Regions from separate parts of the Homo sapiens genome. Here region 2 is linked to region 1. The links are chromatin loops, found by intact Hi-C in ENCODE. Cell type or tissue: gastrocnemius medialis. All regions are shown on one strand. Links, peaks and the distances in the headings refer to the core of each region. The heading gives the core; the rest is flanking DNA.

Region 1 (17,157 bases), core at 406-2,905:
GCCTACCTGGCTTCAGTCTCTTGCTCTGCAAGGTGGACATCACCATAGCCTCGAAGGTTGTTAGGAAAGATCAGTGAGATATGCAGTCAGCGCTCAGCCAAAAAGGTGCCAGACACACACTACTTGTTCATTACATGTCAGTCACAGGATAGAGGCAAATGGTGACTAAAACGATAGAAGGTTACCCAGGGCTACGAAGAAGCGGTCACTACTCAGAGGGAGCTCTGAGGGCTCCTCTGCATATAGACACATCATGCCCTTGCAAACCACGACTTAGAAGGTTTAATGACCCTTTTCTCTTCACCATTCATTAGCAGACTTATTCCAAGCCACGTGGCATGCAGTATGTTTAGTCTCCCCACCCCTCTCCCTCTTGTCTGCAGCATGAGGCTCCAGCTTTAGCTGTACCCTACAGAAAAAAGTCCCAGAAGTTCCTTGAGCTGAGGCAGACAGGAGGTGGTGACTGCTGTACATTTGCCTTTTGAGCTCCACAGGGTATGCAAATGAGAAGGTGCTAGAAGCCGTCCCCGCTCAAAGGATCTTGATAAGTTGCCCACTCCTTCATTTGAGAAGAGTGCGTACGAGAGTGAAAATGGCCCTCGTTTCCCCCAGAGAGTTTTCACAAATGTTTTGGCCTGGCATTCTCCAAATACATCAACTGGAACCCTGAGGTGATATGCGGGTGTTAATTGGTGCAATCTTTCACTGTCCTCTGTCTACCTGAAATGTAATTCTTTTACCGCTGTGGACTTGCTCCATGGAGAAATGCTCCTTTGATTCTGTCATCAAGAACCTCAAAGAAACCATGTGGCCACTGTGTTACAGGTAGAAAGACCCTGCTTAAGTGAAGGTATTTTTGTTTTATTATAAAATCATGCCCAAGATTAATACACCTTTTTGCCAGGATCCCAAATACGCAGCCCTTTGTCATGAAGAACTGGCAGCCACATTCCTTCAGGGTGAAATTTGTATTCACAGCCATACATGTATAGTTTTTGAAGCGCTGGCCCCCCGTACAGGAGAAGAAAGAAGGGACTCTTGGCTCATCCATGACCTTGTAGGTCAATACCATATTAAAGTTCCTGTCAGGCACGCAGTAGTCACCCAGCAAGTATCAGCTGATTAAAGGGAGAAGAGTCGAGCACCTGGCTGACTGAGCCTTACGTTACACTTAATCTGAATGGGCCACCGATGCTGTATTTCAAACCTTGATGTTTGCATGTCCATCCTTACTACAGGTGGCTTTCAGGTTGGCCGTGAAGGGACAAGCCAGCCAGTCCTGAGTTTAGAGCGATTGGCCCTATCATTCTCAAGGACCCACTGGAATAGTATCAGGGAATATCATTTTGGGTAATGGCCAAGCAAAGCCTTAGTATTGCTATCATATATTGTGAGGGGCCTTCAGAATGCAATATGGCCTCTTTTAAAAATGCAAACTATAGTCCTTGCCTTATCTGTGTTTATCTCAAAATGTTGAAATGTGCCTCTAATAGGAACTGCAGGATTCAGTCCCCCCCCACCACCCCCCACCCAACACTCACATCATTACACATGAGCATCCCTGAACTGAGACCTGAAAGCAAGAATCTTCTCTGTTTTCAGGTGTTCCAAACCTCAGCTTCCAGCCTCTTCAGTACACAGGAAACTTTGTTTCATTTTTATGTTTTTATTTATTTTTTTCATTCCCAAAAAACATAAAATGTCTACTGCCCCTGGTGGTCAGTGCTGGGAAATACAACTCGAGCCTTGCCTATTGAAATGCAGAATGTATTCCAACAAGGAACCTGACATTGTCTACTGCTTTTTCTCTCACACACATGCACACCTACCTGCGCCTCCCATTTTACTCCCTCCTAATCCTTCGAAGTGTTGATCTGGGGAAGGTGAGAACCACTACTGAGGGGCAAATCAACCGGTTCTCTGGGCCCGGGACTTCAGCTGCCCTCCAGACGTGCACAGGCTCACAGTCATATTTCAGACGTGACCGCCTCAAATCTTCCTTAAGTGCTATCTTCTCAGGTTAATTAATCACCAGGCTTAAACTTGCTGTTACCAGCAGGAAGTCCATCCTGAAGTCAGCAATGTTACGATTGCATCTTCTAATACTGTTTATCCTGCATTAGTGTTTACTTAGGGGGAAAATTGATCCGTAATTGATATTTCAGTCTTCCAGAGCTGGTGTTGGAAGAGCCTAATGCAGGCCTTTAATAGCAAGCAAATATTTAAATCCCTTAATGGTTGCTGAATATTGAAATGTGTGACTTTATTACTCTTTTTGGTTTGTTTTCTCTGTAGTTGTGTATTTCATCGTTTAAACCTGCAATGGATGCTGGCAAGTGCAAGTCTAGCTAATCCACAAAAGCTGTTTGCCCAGACACAGCAGACCTGATTAAAAAGTATTGCTATGGAAGGGAATCTTCTGCACTAATCAGTCTCTGTTAGCTAGTGACGAAATTACTATCCATCTCTCTCTCTTTCTCTTTCTCTCCCTCTCTCTAGGCCTGTTTTCTCTAACCTCCTCTCCCAGAATAAAGTGATGAGGGCAGCTATAGTGTTGCAATTAGGAACATGAATCTTTTATCGTTTGGACAAGGAAGGGAAAATGCCATTACTGTCAACTGAAATGTCCTACTTGGGTTTTTTGCTCCTACTTCCCTGCCAAAGCCCATTGCTGCTGCTGAAATTGTATAACATTCACAGCTGTTCTTGATGGCTTGATTCTTAACACAGCCAGAAATGTAGCCCGGGAGATGCTTAAGACAGTTTATGGAAAATAATAGATTTCCTTGCAGAGACACCAATGCATCGAGAAGGGCCTTGAGTCACGTTAGCCCCAGCCAAGATCACCAATTTTCTCTCTATCTGGCTTCAGTTACAAAGGCTATGCCTTAAAAAAAAAAAAAAAAAAAAAAAAAAAAATGCAGACCCTTTTGAATTCTCTGTGTTTTCCTGGTTGGTTTCCATCAGCACCCACAAGTCCCTGGCTATGGCACCTTTTGTCTCACCACTCACCTGCAGCAGCCGTGAGACCCAAAAAGAAGCCTACAGAAGTGGAAATAAAAGGATGCTACTGAGGGGAGAAGAAGAACTCCCAGGAAAGCCACCCGATGAGAGCTGAGACTAGGTCTACCACCAGCTGGGTGCTCCAGAGACAGACGGCTACGTTGGAGGCCACCCCTACAGTCCCAGCACATGGGTGGGGTCCTTCCCTCCCTGTGTGGCATCCCCGCGTGGCCATCAGGAATGTCAAGAAGTGGTGTAGTTAGTTCCACTATCCTCATCACTGTGCCCTGACCACTCTCAGCCCCAGCCCTTAGTTAGGAACTTCTGGGATTGGCACTCCCTTTGGCAGGTAAAAGGGAGTGGCTTCACAGTCACAAACATTGGGAAGGATGCAAGAATGAAACAGCAAACAGTGCCTCACAAGTTTGCAGCTTTCAGACTGTTTCTGCAAAAGCATGTCAAAAGCCATGTGTCTCTGCCCCACCGTGTCTCCCCAGTCGTGCCTGGAAGTAAAGGTTGGAAGATACAGGCTGGCAGGCAACGGCCAGCTCTCTCTCCCTTTCACTCTAGTATCACCCGCAGACACCCCCAGCGAGTGCCACCACTCCCCCACTGTTTTCATTCTCAGCTTCTCCTAAATGGAAACCATTAATCATACTAAATTGTGCAATGATTCCGTGATAGGGAGAATGCTGATGGCAAAAATCATTCTCCTTTGTTGTGCCAGGCAGGCAAAAGGCAGAAGTATTAGCTCGTCGCCCTGCCTGGCTCCTTGCAAATGCTGACCATGTGTTTGCCTACGCAGCTGCCTCTATGCACACAGCTTATTTTAGCACTGGTCTAAGGCATGCCAACTGTTGACAGAAAACAAGGCCACCTCTTCCTTAGTCCCAGGACTGCCAGGAAGACTGTAACTGCTGGTGCTCCCTGAAGTCTCTCCCATCTCAAGGTCCCCATATCAGAGGTAGGGGTGATACAGGACTCGTGGGCAAAACCCAAGGTGGTCTCAGATGGGGTGAGCTGGTGGGGTAAGCCGTGCCCCCCATGCAGTTCTGCCAACTGGATTGCAGAAGAAGCCAGGTGTGGGTACCAAGGAGGCTTTTTGCCTTTCAGAATTTGATGTCTGCTTCACTTTCGACAAGGCTCTTTGTAAGCCACCCCTTCTGAATTAGAATCATTTTCCAAAAGCTCTTAAGCTATGATTAATGCCAGGGCTGTTTTTAACAATCATCCTGCCAGTCTTAAGCTGTAGTCATTTTCAATAATTTGGAGTGCTCAAAGGCAAGCCAGGAGTTTGTTGACAACAAAACCCGTAAGAGCACAGCCAGGCAGCCACAAAAGATGGAAAAGCAAAGGGACCATTTGGGCTTAGCTGGCTTTCTGCTCCCAGAGTTTCACCACTAAAAGTTTGATTGAACACTCACAGTGCGTTAAGGATCCAACTGTGAACATGGCTGGGCCAGAGGGCTGCCAGGCTGGCTTTTGTGTGAACAAACAAGCAGTGTGTTTGGAGGGCTCCGGGTTTATTTATGGACATGTGTGGTTCATTCATGCCATCCCCAAACCAGAGTGTCCTCATTTGTCTCCCCTCTGCCAACATGGAAGACCAAGAAAGAAATGCAGTTGCTTTTCTTTGGGGCTGTTTACCTCCCATGAATGCCGAGCAAGTCTCTGGCCAAGATGTGGGAATCCTGCTCTGTAGATGGCCCCGGCCATTTCCCCAGCCATGTGTGTTAAACTAGTGTTCTCTTTTTAATCTTGGCAATTTCATGGTAGAGTATCCATCTGTTTGAAAAGCCCAAACTGAAGGAAGCTACCGTTTGAAATGTCTGTGATTACAGATTTACTTAGACTCAGCTTCCGATAGCACTTATTTCTAGCTCATTACTTCCTCCGGAAGGAAAGGGTCAGCTCTGGGTGATGGGAGTTTAACCCAATGAATTTGGTGTGATGGATAGATATTTGTGTCTCCACTCGACTCTGCCATCACACCAACTATTATGTAGGGTGTGTTGCCAGCCAGGGAGAACACAGATGCTTGAGTATAGCTGGGAGCTTTTATTAGCTAACTTCCAATAAACTCCCTTCAACCATGAATCACAGCAGAGCCTCCGCCCTGCACTCCACGTGGCCTTAGCAGTATCTATCACACCCCCTCCCTGTCTCTATTCACTTCAAGCCCCTTTCTTCTGAGGCAGAATGAACAGATTTCTAGTGTTGGGCTTCTAGAGCTGTGTTTCTGTCTTGGCTAGAGGGACCCGAAAGGAAACTCGTAACCTATCCGGACTCTGTGTCCCTACACCCAATAAGTGTTTGCTGGGTTTTCCCAGCAACTTTTCGGGGGAATCTTTGGGACATCATCCCCCCTAGCATGGCACCCGCTTTAGGATCCTGAGGCTTGGGGAAATGAAAAGCTTCCTCCAAACTTACTTCTTCCTTTATATTCCATCTGATTTAATAGCATGATCAGTCTCCCAAACTGGAAACCTGGGTTATTTGCCTCCAGTGGTTAGCAATTCCTGCCCATTGCCCCCCTAATGCTTATCAAACTTGACCTGAATGCATCATTTCCATGTCACTCACCTGGTCCAGGCCCTTTACCTTCAAACAAAAGAATGTGGCAGCCTCTGGACTGGCTTCCCCTCCTCCTTCCCCAGCCCCATCACCAGTCCCTCCCTTGCCAGGGAACCACTCCTGGTTAACCTTTGACTGCAGCCTAAATCCAAATCCTCACAATCTGCCATCAATTCAGTTTGGACTTTCAGTGTCACCCCGTGATCCTCCACTGCCCCTGGCCCCTGGCCCCTACCCTATCCCACCTCTGTGCCTTTGAATATTCAGGGGTGTCCTCTTCCTTTTGAGAATGTCTCTGCATCCTTCGGGTTGCTTCTCTGTGCTTTTTCAATTCCTCATGCTTACCTCAATTTGTGTCCTTATCACATATCTGAACTGTTTGTTTACCTTTCTGTCTCCCTCAATAAAAACAGTAAATTCCTTGAGAGTAGAGACTGTATCTGATCCAGCTCTGTATCTCCGAAGCCAAGTGCAGTATCTGGCCCTGTGCTCAATAAATTATTGAATAATAAGAGAGAGATTTTTTTTCATCCGTGGTTGGATGGGTCTTTCAAGTGTCTGTCTCTTTCCTAGAAATATCTTGGTAAGCCCTGGGTCTCCTTTTTCTTTCTAACCAGCAATTTTAAAGTTTTGAGAACTCCCTCTGTATGCTTCGTTAAATTTTTGTTTGGGTTTGGTTTTTAAAATTTTGTTTCTTGCTCTGTCATCGTCAACATCATTTTTTCCCCACGTCTCCCTTCTCCTATCTCTCTAAGCTGTTTTATCCATTAAGGTCAGAAAGCACAGTGCCTATGCCATAGAAACATTTCAAGAGCCTGTGAACATATCTGAGACCTGGAAAGAAAAAAATGTATATATATGAGCTCTAAAATCCAGGGAAGGCAAGAAAACTGTAAAATCAAATGTATTAAATGTTTAATTAAATATCTACAAAACCATAACGTTGTCATCAGCAAACTGCAACCTAACGTAACTGGTAAATAATCAGAAACTGTATTCAACGTGGGACTGTAATGTATGTGACATAGTGTGGAATGGAGGCTTCACAAAAAGAGGTTCTAGGGCCTGCACAGGTTTCAAAGCAGTCTCTCCTCTGTCTTCCTTCTTTTCTTTTCCTCTTTCTCTCCCTCTCTTGTTAACTGTGTCTTCTCTGAATCTTGCACTGCAACTCTGAGCACGTAGAGCAAGTTCTGGAGGGAGCCACCACAGAAAAGAACCAGACCTGCCACGTAGGCAGAGCAAACTGTCGCATGAACCATCAACGCCTCCTGGAAGCCCAGAATTCTGACATATACACCTGGGGGTTCAGGATGGAAAGCTGATCTGCCCAAATATGCAGAGTGCACTTTCAGCTTTCATTAATGACTGATTCTCCTGGGTCCAGCAATGGCAATCTGTAGAGATATCTGACCTGCACACCCAGCTTCCAATGTGTACAGCAAATTGTCAGTGTGGACACCCTGGGCTGTGGAGGGCAGGTGACTTTTCTTCCTGCTGCTGTTTTCCGGCTTTGGGGTTTTGTTTTGGTGTGTGTGGGAGGTGGCAGGCTGGTGTTGATGAGCTCCGACTCCAGGAGCCAGTATTCATGAGTAGTGTTTCCAGCTGTGCCTCTGATTCAGCCGTGACCTTGGGCAAATCGCTTCTTCCCTGGGCCCTGCTCTCCATCTGTAAAAAGCCTCAATCCCAAAGTGTTTGGAGGTATTTGTTTGTAAAGTACTTTGACATCTCAGATCCAAGGCGCGGTAAAGAGCAAAAATACTGCTGTTTTAAAACCCTAAGGAAAGTATGGGTTGCCCTCTCTTGAGTTGAAAATTAAAAAGCTGTAATAATTGATGACTAATTCCATTGTTGCTTTATGATGTCCTCACCATCCTGGGATCATCCAATTTTTGCCTTTTTCCTTTATAAAAAAATAAATAAAGGTTCCTTGGTGAAGAATGGCTTTCATTTAGTAAATAATTTTGACTTGTGTAATTACTTCTGTGACTTTTCTTAACAACCTCGCTTCACTGAAAAAAAGCCACACACCTCCCCCCCCGCCCCTCCCCACTGTAGCCTTCCATCCCTGGTGCTTCATAAAGTAATTGTGCAATTAGGAAGAAGTGGCTGGAGCATCGGGTTTCTCTATATTTTAAGTTGGGAGTCTGACTTTGACTCCCTGCTTGCTGGAGTGGGTGAGCCAGCCCATTATTAAAAAAACTATTATGCTGTTAAAAAATCAGGAGCTCCACAAGTGAAGAGCATCGATTGGCGAGAGCTGGTCAGTTATCACCAGAAGGTCCTGACAACACACTAATAGGTTTTTCTGAAGATCCAATCAAATTTTCTAGGCAGAGGCTTGAGGTGTTCCACATGGGATAATGCTTGTCCTGGGCGGTATTGATTTCAGCATGTGGCTCTCTCTTCTCTCCCCTCTTACTGGCTCCCACTCTTCTCCTACTGTTATTTTTTTTTTTTTTTCTGGTAATAAAGACTTGAGCTTTGTATTCCATGTTAACAGTCTGATGGGGGAGGGGAGAGCCTCCCAAGCCTCATCTGCCCTTGACTTGGTGCCTCCCTGCACCATCTCCTTTGTTACTGTATTCCTAGAGTCAGATACATACAGCATCACCTGCTCTGCTTCTCCCTGACCTTGTGGATTTCATTCTTGTAGCTGCTTCCAGCCCAGCCAGCAAACCCTCTTAGAAGAAATTCTGTTAAAAAGCCTTCTGGGAAGTAGGAAATGAAACAGCTTGAAGTCACACAGGTTTCTGGTATCCCTACCCCACAAGTAAAGAATTCCCTGGGGCAAGGAGAGGGTGTTGGTTTATGCATACTCCTTTGTGTGCGTGTGTGTGTGTGGTGTGGACGTGCATGCACACACAGTGGTAGGGACACAAGCCTACAAGATGCAGCGGTACAGACTTAGGAATTGACCAAGCTACAGGATCAAAGGGGTGCACAGGGATGGATGCGGACACTGATCCAGCCTACCCTCTAGCCAAGCTTTGTGTCCTGACATGGAGTTGCAACTTCTTGGAGGAAGGGATATCTTTTTTTCTAATTCACACAAAGATGTCTGGACCATCAGTGGCCTGGAGAGATGTGGTGGAGACTCAGAGCCTCCAGGATCTGGAGTAACTCTGCTACTGTGCACGGATGTATCTGAACACTGGCCACTCCCCACAAACATCCCTGGATGAGACGAAAGTGTTAGCGGTGTATTAGATTGATGCAGAAGCAGCTGCGTTTTTTGCCATGACATTTTTTAAGTGACAAAAACCACAATTACTTTTGAACCAACCTAATAAAACACTCCTTGTACCCATTCCATGATTTTAGTATTTTCATTGTACTCAAGGATCCCAGGGCGGCTTTTCAGATCTATCAAGTTGACATTCACTTTGCTCACCCAACCTCTCTGCCAACTCATCTCACCCAAGCCTCTGCACATGGCCTAGATGGAATGCACCTGGCACGTCTTTGCTTGTCCCTCCCTTCTCCCTTGCTTCACCTCCCATACCTTTTGCAGAGCAAGGGCTCTGTTATCAGCAGGCTGGGGTTCAAATCCCAATTTCTTTACTTAATAAAAGTTGACTTTGGGCAAGTCTCTGAGTCTGTTTCTTCATCTTTAAAATGTCCACCTCACACCTTGCCATGGGGCTCACGTGGGTTAAAATACTGTGCTGTACACAAATATTAGTTATAGGTTCTCAAACTCTTAGGTTCCAGGAGGCTTACCTTCCCCCTGGGGCTCCCTAAACCCCATAGGTAGCTCCTAACCAGGTTCACGCCAATTAGCACTTGGTTATATACTGACACGTTTTTCTCTCATTGTTTCCAGTGTGTGTTTTGTCTGCACAACCAGGCTGTTGGTACCTGGAGTAGCAGGGTCATATCATACACTTGTCTTGGATTCCCCACAGCCCTCCAATATGCTGAGCACACAGTGGCTACTCGATAACTCCTTGACTTCCCTGGGTATCTATTGTTATAAAATCTTTAGTCTGTAGCACTTCCCACCTAGGAAGAGACTTAAATGGAATCTGTAGCTTTGGTTTCGCTCATCCAATCACAGAACACAGCCTGTCAGATCTGCAGAGCACCCCCAGAGCTCATCCCGTCCAACCCCTTCATTTTACAGACTTCGATTGCAGGCAGCCTCACAGAGGAGGACCAAATACCAGCCACCCGAGATGTTATGTTCCTGACCCCCAAGCTCCTCCAGCCACGACACCAGAGCCCAGTTAACAGAGGAAACCCTCCTCACCCTCCCCAGGCAGCATGCTGTAGGGAAGCCATTCTCAAAACATAGGCACTGGGCCTGCCACCTGGTGTCACCTGAGAGTGCATTAAAAATGCAGATTCTCAGGCCACCCCCCCCTCCTCCCGCCACTTCTACTGAATGAAAACTAGAGCAAGGCCCAGCCATCTGCATTTGCTCTGGTCCTCTAGGTGATTCCGATGCCTGCTCCACTGTAACAGCCACTGACTGCTCTGGGGGAAGAGCTCTGGACTTCAGCCAGCAGACCTGCATCTGGGTCCAGGCTTCACTCCCAGTGTCAGTGTCTTCATCTGCAAAGCAGGAAACACAGCACTCACCTCACCAAGCTTTTGTGTGCCTTAGCTGGAATCACACACTTGGCACACAGTAGGCACTTAAGAAATGTTAGCTGCTTTTGAATTGCCACTTGTCTTGGGTGAGTGGATGAATGGCTGATTGCAAGGCTGATTGGAGGACATGCAACTTTCATCACCTTCATCAGGAAAAACAAATCTATTAAGTGGCTAAATGCATGATATTCTGTTCTCTACATGGGGAGGAAAAAAGGCATTCCATAAATCAGGAGTGACTACAAGGTAGAGTGCAAAGGCCAAAGATTTTGCAAATAGGAGGATCGTGGTCCAAAGCCCACCTCCATCACCATGTGCTGGCTACGCGATCTGGATAGACTTATGTTGGCACGCTCATTCATTCAGCTGATATTCTGGGGCTCCTACTATGTGCCAAGCAATGTGCTAGACATGGAGAACACACAAGGGAACACGTTGGTTAAGACCCTATGGCGGATCAAATAATCCACCTGCTCCTCTGTAGGTCTCAGCCCCCTTGCAGTTGGGCAGAGTGCGTGCCTCCTTTCTGTGCTGCACCTGCATTTTACCTATGCCCACATGATTCCCCAATGTTTCCCTTGCCTTGCTGCAGCCACTGAAAATGTCAATGTTCCACACGGTGCAGACACAAGGTACTGAATCCTCCCCTGTCCTGGATCTCTGAGTGACAAGGTGGAGCAGAAGCCTTTGCTCAACCCCACAGGACACGTTACATGAGGGAGAAACATAAGATTTGGGATTTATGTTTCCACCACAGAGTCCAGTCTCTCCTGACTAACACAGACCCTGTCCTGATGGGGCTTGCATTCTAGTAAGACAAACAACACACACAGTTGAGCACTTCATTACAGTTGTAAGAGGTGCTATGAAGAAGCCATGGGTTACTGTGAAGTCATATGTGAGTGGAGCCTTATCTAGGAGGTGGGGATGGGGGTGTTGGAGGTTGTCAGTTCAAGGAAGACTTCTCTGGAGAAGTGTTGAGACCTGAGGGATGAATACGAATTGTTTAGGTAAAAAGGGAAGGAGAAGTCAGGTTCAAGGAGAAGAAAGAGCCTCTGCGAAGGCCTGGAAGTGGAAGGGTGTAGGATGTTGACGAACAGGCCGATAAGATAGGAGTGCCGAGAGTGAGCAGGGGTGAACAAGAAGGTGGGCTAGAATCAGATTATGGAGGATTTTATGGGCCAGGTTAAGGATTTGGGATTTTATCCTAAAACAAATGGCAAACTGGAAATTTCAAACAAGGCAGAAGCAGGAAGTCTGTTTTTCAAAAAGCTTTGAGCCTTACCTTCCTCATCTGTACAGTGGGCATAATAATATATACGCTTCAAAAAACTGTGAGAATGGGATAAAGTAACCTCCATTAAACATGGTGCTGAGCACACTGTTAACACTTAAAATGATCCAGCCCTTTGTCTTTGTCTGGTTCCCTCCTGCTTAGAGCTCGCATCTAGCACACGTTCTCTGGCATGCTGTCTTCTGGAGATGCTGCAATCAGCAGGAAGAAAGCCAAGATATCTTTGCAACGAAATAATGACAAACCTTTACTGAGCATTTACAGTATGACAGTTGCAGTTCTAAGTATTAACTCAGCACAACCCTATGGGATAGATACAATTATTACCCATTTTACAGATGGGGAAACCCAAGCACAAAGTGGCTAAGCTATTTGTTCAGGACCACACAACTGGTACATAGTAGGGCAGGGCTCACGCCTGTAATCCCAGCACTTTGGAGGCCGAGGCAGACGGATCACGAGGTCAGGAGATTGAGACCATCCTGGCTAACATGGTGAAACCCCGTCTCTACTAAAAATATAAAAAATTAGCTGGGCTTGGTTGCGAGCGCCTGTAGTTCCAGCTACATGGGAAGCTGAGGCAGGAGAATGGCATGAACCCGGGGGGCGGAGCTTGCAGTGAGCCGAGATCGTGCCACTGCACTCCAGCCTGGGTGACAGAGCGAGACTCCATCTCAAAAAAAAAAAAAAAAAAAATAGCAGGGAGAGATTTAAACCCAGATACTTTGAGTCCAAGGTCCTCGCTCTTAGTCACATCTTTCATTCTCTCTTGGAAAGAAATGAGCTTTTAGGGAAACAAAGTGTTTAGAGGGAGCTGCTCTGGTCAGATCCAAGGAGTAGGAGGAAGAGATGGACCCAGCCACTGATGCTGAGCAGAACACCTGTAAGAAGCAGGGCGCACCCTCCATGCTCTCAGACCATCTGCCCATGAGAGGCAGAAGCTGGACCTCACAGCCAACCCAGGGCACTGCCCAGTTCCCAGCCACCCTGAGCCAGGAAGTGAGGCAGGTTCTCTAAATCACCTTTATCCGCCTCCAAGTTCCTTCTAGAGATGGACCCTTCAGGGACAGCCCAAGGCACACCTCCCAGGTCGCTGCTTGGGAAGACCCTGGGGGCCGTGGCAAGGCCTTAGTGGGGGCAAAGAGGATGCCCTCGAGCCTGGTGTGTGTCCATGGCATCGAGCCTGAGGCATATGCTATCAGGAGAGCCCCAGGGGAAGGCCAGCCTCACTGGGCTTTGAGGTAAACACACAGGATGGCCGCCCTGCCCTGTCACTCTCTGCAGTCAACCAGAAAGTCAGAAAACGTGCCCAGCGACCTGCGAAGCAGATGGCTGAGAATATCATGTGTATACAATATTTATGAAATGTGAGCTGAGCAGAGCTGTGGCTGAGACTCCCGTCCCAGGCAGAGTAATTCAGCCCTGTGTGATGAACAAGATTGTAATTGGGGTAGTTCCAATTTACTAACCATTTGCAAAAGATTACATACCTCTCACATATTATCCTCTCCTAATCTTACTTTAATGAACACTACTCTATCTGGATGTATAATTTCAGGGCGGGGGAAAAACAATTTCTAGCCTAGAAGGCAAAGCTGCAGCTAATACATTAACATCCAAATTAGAGAGAGGGAAAGTAATTGTGAGATCTATAGCTAAAGTAATTTAAAGGCGCCCTCCCCTTCCATGCAGAAAAAGACAGATGTATAGTGGAGGCAGTTCTTATTACTACCAGCGACTTTCCAGTAAGGGGTGAGGAACCTCCCTCCAAGATGGCAGCCTCACCTGGAAACGTTCACTTCACTTCAAGGGACTCCAGATGAATGTGTTTCTCAGCTGAACTTCACTGGTGGAAATGAGCCATGCTTGTATTAGGAAGGAAGCGAGTCAGACTAGCAGAAGAACTTCCAGGGAGTAAGGGTTGTTGGTAAGCACATCTTCCCCAAAAGCCTAAGGCTAGGAGGGATCCTTAGGGTGAGTTCATGAACCCGTCTTTATCTCAGTTTCATCATCTGTAAAATGAGGCTGGAATAGAATAATAATGCTTCCCTATTCATGCCTTCATTTGGTGAATGATTTTATTGAAATCTGCTTTGTGCCCAGCACTTTTCTAAGTGCTAGGGAGACAGAGTGTTTTTTGTTTGTTTGTTTGTTTTTAAAGAAGTTCTTGCTCTCAGGAAGCTTACATTTTCATGGGGAAAGTAAAACAAATAAATAAGACAAGGGTAGGGTGCTTGCGTCTGGGATACTCATGACAGGCTCACGCCTCTTCAAAACCAAGGGTGACCCAATTGATTTCCCAGGCAGTGGACCCAGGGAGTCCCTGGAACTGCTTTGCTGCCTCAGTCCTGAAGGGGACTGTCCAGCGCTGAGCCATCCCCACTCTTGCACTGCTTCCCTCTGTGAGGCGTGGGCTACAATTGAAGCTTCCAGAAGGCAGCTGCTGCTCAGCTCACATCCAGAATGAGGGTTGCAGATGGCAGAGAACCAGTGCCCAGGGCTCTGCTACCCAGAGTGCTGTCTCTGGCGGACGGTGGTCAGCAGCCCTTCCTCCCCTGTACCTTGTGAACTCCAGGAGGAGGTCAGAGAATACAGCCAATGAAAGGCAACACTTGCAATCCTGGAAATGTCCTTCCGGAACTCCTTCCTGATTCCCATCTGCAATGCAGAGCAGGACTGCAGGGGAGAGATGCTCAACTGTGCTGCCCACTCCCTAGGACTCACCAAGTCCCCATCAGGGTGGATGGGGCGGGAAAAACAGCCAAAGCCCCTGCATAAAGGGCCAGAACGTCAGCCATGTTAGAAGCACATACTGTGTGCCAGGAGAGGACGGCACCCCACCTGAACTTCACTGGCCATACCTTGTGGTCTGGGTCAGAGCTTCCCAGGACAGAAGCACAGAGGCTTTGTGGATCCCAGATGTGATACTGTGACACCCCTCCATGTCCTAATCTCTGATCTCAGGAATAGCAGGAAAGGGTTATGGCCAGAGCCCTGGGCCCCATCTCTTAGGAGCCCTCCCCAAGCACCCCTTTCTTGGCTTCCCTCCCCAGTCCCCCTTCCACTCTCACCTAATTGCCTCTCAGAATTGTTTGCCAGGGTGAGGGAGACTGATTGAATCCAGGAGCTCTGTTCTGATCTTGTCAATCAGACCTGCCCACCTGCCTGTGCACACACAAGCCTGCTCTCTCCCGCACTCTGGCCCTTTGCTTGCTCTCTGGCCTCCACACTTTCTCTTAAATAAACACACACAGACACCCGGACAGTAAGGCACAGTCTGTCCAACTTGCCAGGAAGCCTAGAAAATTCACAGCCACTTAAGCCCACATTGGAAGGAATGGGACCCAGGGCTGGAAGCTTGGAGCTGCAGCTCCTCTCTACTCTCTGCCACCTCAGGGAGCGAAGGGCATCCAGTTGCTAGTTCCCCAGGGCCATCCAGAGAGAGTTTGGACTTGGTGAAAATATTCAAAAGCCTTTGTATTAATAAGTGCTACAGACTAAATGTTTGCCGCCCACCCCAATTCATCATCAAAGTCGTAATCCCCAATGTGATTGTATTGGAGATGGAGCCTTTGGTCGGTAATTGAACTTGGATGGGGTCATGAGAATAGGGAACCCATGATGAGGTGGTGCCCGTATAAGGGGATAAAGGGAACGGAGCTCATTCTCTCTGTCCTGTGAGGATACAGAAAGAAAGCAGCAGTCTCTAAACCAGGGCCCTCACCACCAACAAAATCTGCCATTGTCTTGATCTTGGACTTCTCTGCCTCTAGAACTGTCGGAAATAAATGTCTGTTGTTTAAGCCAGTCAATCTATGGTATTTGTTAAAGCAGCCCAAACTGACTAAGACAATAAGCAATAGAGCTGGACTGGACCCCCTTCCAGACACCGGACTCTGCCTGGTAATTTGGCAGGCTCCCCAAGCAACCCCATCCCTTAATAGCTGGCCACAGTTTCTGCTGTTGCAGATGTGTGTGCTGCTGGTCAGCAAATGAAGGGGGAGAGGGGATGAGCAGAATCTAAGCTAAATAAACAAAATAAGAGAAGGAAGGAAGGAGAGAAGGAGGGGAAGACAGAAGGAGGGAGGAAGAGAGGGAGGGAGGGAGTATGTTCAACTCAGTACTGTGCATACTAAGCAACTGCATAAGTGAGTGAAAGTGGGGCCTCACTGCTGTCTTCTCAGAGGTGATGTGGGATGACCAACCATCCCAGTTTGCTAGGAATAAGGAGGCTCCTGGGACCGGAGACTTTGACTGCCAAAACCTGGGCTGGGCCCACTTGGTGACTATGGAGGGCTCAGTCCCATCTCCCTGCAGCCTGAGCCTTAGAGTAAGGCTGTGTTCTAACAGCCCAGAAGGAGCCCAGGGACAGGATTCTGGTAAGGGATTATATTACCAAAAAAAAAAAAAAAAAAGACCTTTTCTTTGTTTCTCCTGCTCCTGTGTTTATACTGCTTCTTCCTTATCTTTTCATAGTCGTAGTTTTAGTAGTGATAATGGGGTAATAATAACAGTTAACACATGTAGAGTGCTTTTTATGTTGCAAGCACAGTTCCAAACACTCTAGAGACCCTGACTCCTTTAACCTTCCTAATTACCTTTGACATAGGTATTGTTATTGTTGCCATTTGCAGATGAGAGAACTGAGGATAAAAAAGGTTCCCTGTGTCCAAGGATGCCAAGCCCACAGTTGGTGGGTGCTGCTTGCCCTGTGCCTGGTTCTAGTGGCTCCTCTCTCCTTACTCACCTGCAGCCTTGCCTCTGCGCCTTTAGCCTGGGGTTCCCATTCAGCACCCAGGAGCATCTCAGCCTCCTATTCCTATGGGGACAGTGGGTTGGGAAAAGCAGTGGCAGTTGGGCTCCTTTCTCTGAAAGCCATATGACCAGGAGGGCTTCTGTTGTGTCAGGGGCTGAGTGGCCAGGGTGTGGGCCTAGGTCTTTGCAGCCTTTGAGGTATTCAAGTTCCCAGGGCTGTGAGTGGGGCTCTGAGGCCACCTCCCCTCTGTCCTTTGAGGGGTGGCAGCCCTGCCTCTCTCTCCCAGGACTTAACAGCCTGTGCCACTATGCTGTCAGGAAGCACGTGGCCTTCTGGCAGTGACTCTCCAAGCCTGAAAAAGGAGCAAAAGGAATATTTGATCACAGGTGGCTGCTGTCAGCGCTGCTGTCTCTGAAGTCCTGAGAGTCGGGTGCTTCCTGTCTGCTAGGAGTCCTGTGAGGCCCCTCTTCATGTCCGTAGCCCGAGCCTGGGGCCCTGCAGCCACCTCTGCAAAGGGAGCACGTGAATCACGCCTCTCGCCTCTTGGGTGTCACCCCTGTGAGGCTGTGTAGAAATGCCCTCAGAGGGCAGGAGAATGGCATGAACCTGGGAGGCGGAGCTGAGCTTGCAGTGAGTGGAGATCATGCCACTGCACTCCAGCCTGGGCGACAGAGTGAGACTCCGTCTCAAAAAAAAAAAAAAAAAAAAAAAAAAAAAAAAGAAATGCCCTCAGAGACAACACTCCCTCACCTCCCCTTCTGCCTCTTTCCAAGGAGAGAGGATGTGTTGCTTGGACAGAGTGTGCCTTTTGAAACCAGCCAGGCTCCGGGTTGTTTTCAACGCTCATGTGCAGCTCCTGGTGACCTTCCTCTGTGTCCTCGTTTTCAGGCTACAACACCCACCTGCTAGGTCTGAATCAGGGGTTAAGTGGAACATC
Region 2 (2,500 bases), core at 1-2,500, 130 kb before region 1:
ACATTTAGAGTAGCTAATCTGAAATCACAGTTTTCAATCAGAAAGGAATTTTGGATGCTTTTATGGAAAGATTACTACAAACTAAGTTTTCTTTCCTTTTTTTCTGATTTAGATTCCTTGAATGCACTTTGTTAATGTCTGAACATTGAATCAAATAGTGTATTTCTCCCATTTTTAAACATTGCAAATTCAAGGCAGGGTCCTCTGCTTCTGTCTTCAAATGAATGAGAATACCATTTTAAGAGAAAATGGCGGCTAAAGTGTCAGTGCTCTGTATCACCTCTATCAAAGAGACTGATTACAATGTTGATGGTGATTTTCAAGGCCATCTCCGTCTTGCTTCTGCTTCTTAAGAATGTATAATGGAGTCCAACCTTAAGACAAATAGGTCAGACTGCAAAACTCTGCAGGAATATAAGAATGGATTTCAAAATAATAAAGCAGTGCAACTTTGAGATTCTATATACTATATAAATATCTCCTAATTTACAGGACATACCTTTTAAACATCTTTCCACCATGATGCGTATTGGTGTCTGGTCTTGCCATTCTCATGCATTTTCAGCTGTTATTTCTAGAATTTATTGAGTTACTGATGTTTAATCTTTAATGATGGTTGAAGGGGAGAAAAAGTACATACACCATGTTCACCAATTCTCACTGCTGGTAAACAAAAAAATTTGTTCTCCCTGTGGGGCAGGGAGAAAATATTTTTGAGAATATCCCATCTGCAGATAAAGTCAGTGGCCATTTGTGGTTCTGTCAAAGATAAAAATAAATGCCATGTTCAGCTGTATTAAATACTGTACTTGAGCATAAGGGAGAGTGTGCATTTGTCTTATTTCATTTGTCTTCCCAGTCTATGCCCATTTAGCACTGCAATAGCAGTGAACTTCACGGGCAGTCAGGCCCAGTCTTTCATGTTTCCTTCCAGTTCTAAATTGAAAATATTTTTTTGAAAAGAACTATGACAAAAGCAATTTGAGTTAGTGATATCTTGAAAGAGAACCCAATTTAAGATTACCTTTATGGTTGGTCATTGTTACCTACAGTAGGCAGATGTCATGGTGATCTTCTTGATATTAGTATTCCGAGAGAGTCTGACCTGGCAGTGTTCAGGTAACATCAGAGAGTGGGCTATAATATTGAGATTTCAAGTGGTGGTGCAAAGGGCTGCTCACGGAAAGCTAGTGCAGAGAGAACCACTGTAACCGAGAAGGAGGGCAGCCAGCCATTCTCCTCATCCTTCTATATTTAGTAAATACCACGTGACAGTGAGTGGCTAATTAAAGTGTGTTGGGAGTGAGCTTTGTAACTGTAAACTGTAGAGAAGGAAATAGGAAAACAATGGTGTCTTCGCTGATTTTCCAACCTGTAACTTAAAATGTTGCATCTTTCCAACTCTTTCTCAAAAACTCACCACGCTGGTAAAATGTCATCATATCTTTCAGATTTGTGTCATTACAATTGTAACAGGATCAATGATTCATGAACATACGGAGCTAAAGTCTCTTACAAGATGAAGTGGTGACTAGGAGGAGAAGTTATTGTTAAAGAGGACCATCTGTCTTTGAAAGTGTGATTTACTGAGGCATTCACCTCTGCCCCAAGCCATGAAAATAGGATCTAGTGACTGGGTCTCATCGTCTTTCTCTTCCTGCCTCCTTCCCTTTCTTCTTCTCCTCATTCTATCCTTAGAGCCAGAATCAGTCAAGAGATTCAGTAAGAAATGATGCTACTGTGAATCACATAGCTTCTTAGAGCATCTTATTTACGTTCCTAAAATCCCTACCAGACAAATAACAAGTGTTAAAATTGTTTCTGTGTTTCAGATGAGGAAGCCAAGACAAGGAGATAAATTGGCATGCCCAATACAGAAGGGTGTCAGTAGCATTGCTGAGACTTGTGTCTAAGTCTCTACTTTGTGGATTATTCACGGCAACAATTATTCCCATGAGAATCCCTAATTACCACCTACATCCCTGTCAGTTGGTGGTGAATCTGTAACAATTCACAAACTGCATATTCTGCCTCTGTGTGATGAGAGAATCCACTCTTATTTTAAACTATGCAGAAATGAGAGGCCAATGTTACTTCTAAGGGACCATGCAGTGCAGTCCAGAGGTAAATATGAATGACATTTAGCTCTGCCGTTTTGGCTGTTCCACATTAGTGCAGCTCTCCATTCTTCTACATAACCAAGAGTTAGTTATTCTTAAACCCCAGTGTTCTGTCTACTCATGCACAATTTACCTGCATTTCTCAAATTCACCATCCTTTAGTGTGTTTGGCTTTTAAATCCATTTTGGTGCTTACAGTTTGTGTCATGTTCTTGGCCCTTAGGGATGCATTGGATCACATAGGATAATCTATTGAACATATATTAGTTTCTTGATCTCAGTAGAGTAATGGATGCTGAAATATTTCAGAAAGATGTATTCTGTAACGATTCAGGAATTGCATACTCTGCCTGTGTCAGAAGCACAACATGTATGATTTT

The links. Peaks named below come from ENCODE experiments on the same cell type or tissue, not always from the same donor. Only the 100,000 strongest peaks of a DNase experiment are listed, where the experiment ranks them.
Region 2: a loop joins it to region 1, with 2.5 times the contacts of the local background. A loop is called at or near these places in 1 of 110 quality-filtered maps.

What each region holds. Positions count from the first base shown.
Region 1 is chr11:115,154,969-115,172,125 of GRCh38, reverse strand. CADM1 (cell adhesion molecule 1) reads left to right here. Exons shown (of 12, transcript NM_001301043.2): 12 at 1-2,890. Among named protein-coding and RNA genes, the nearest start is that of CADM1-AS1, 230 kb to the left of the region's middle. RefSeq lists an enhancer at 6,963-7,505. In gastrocnemius medialis, for the core only: CTCF peaks have their summits at 1,536 and 1,746; no DNase peak of the experiment used is centred there; H3K27ac peaks cover 389 bases.
Region 2 is chr11:115,297,555-115,300,054 of GRCh38, reverse strand. The region is part of intron 1 of CADM1 (cell adhesion molecule 1); the gene reads left to right. Among named protein-coding and RNA genes, the nearest start is that of CADM1-AS1, 98 kb to the left of the region's middle. In gastrocnemius medialis, for the core only: no CTCF peak of the experiment used is centred there; a DNase peak (open chromatin) is centred at 1,224; H3K4me3 peaks cover 309 bases; H3K27ac peaks cover 937 bases.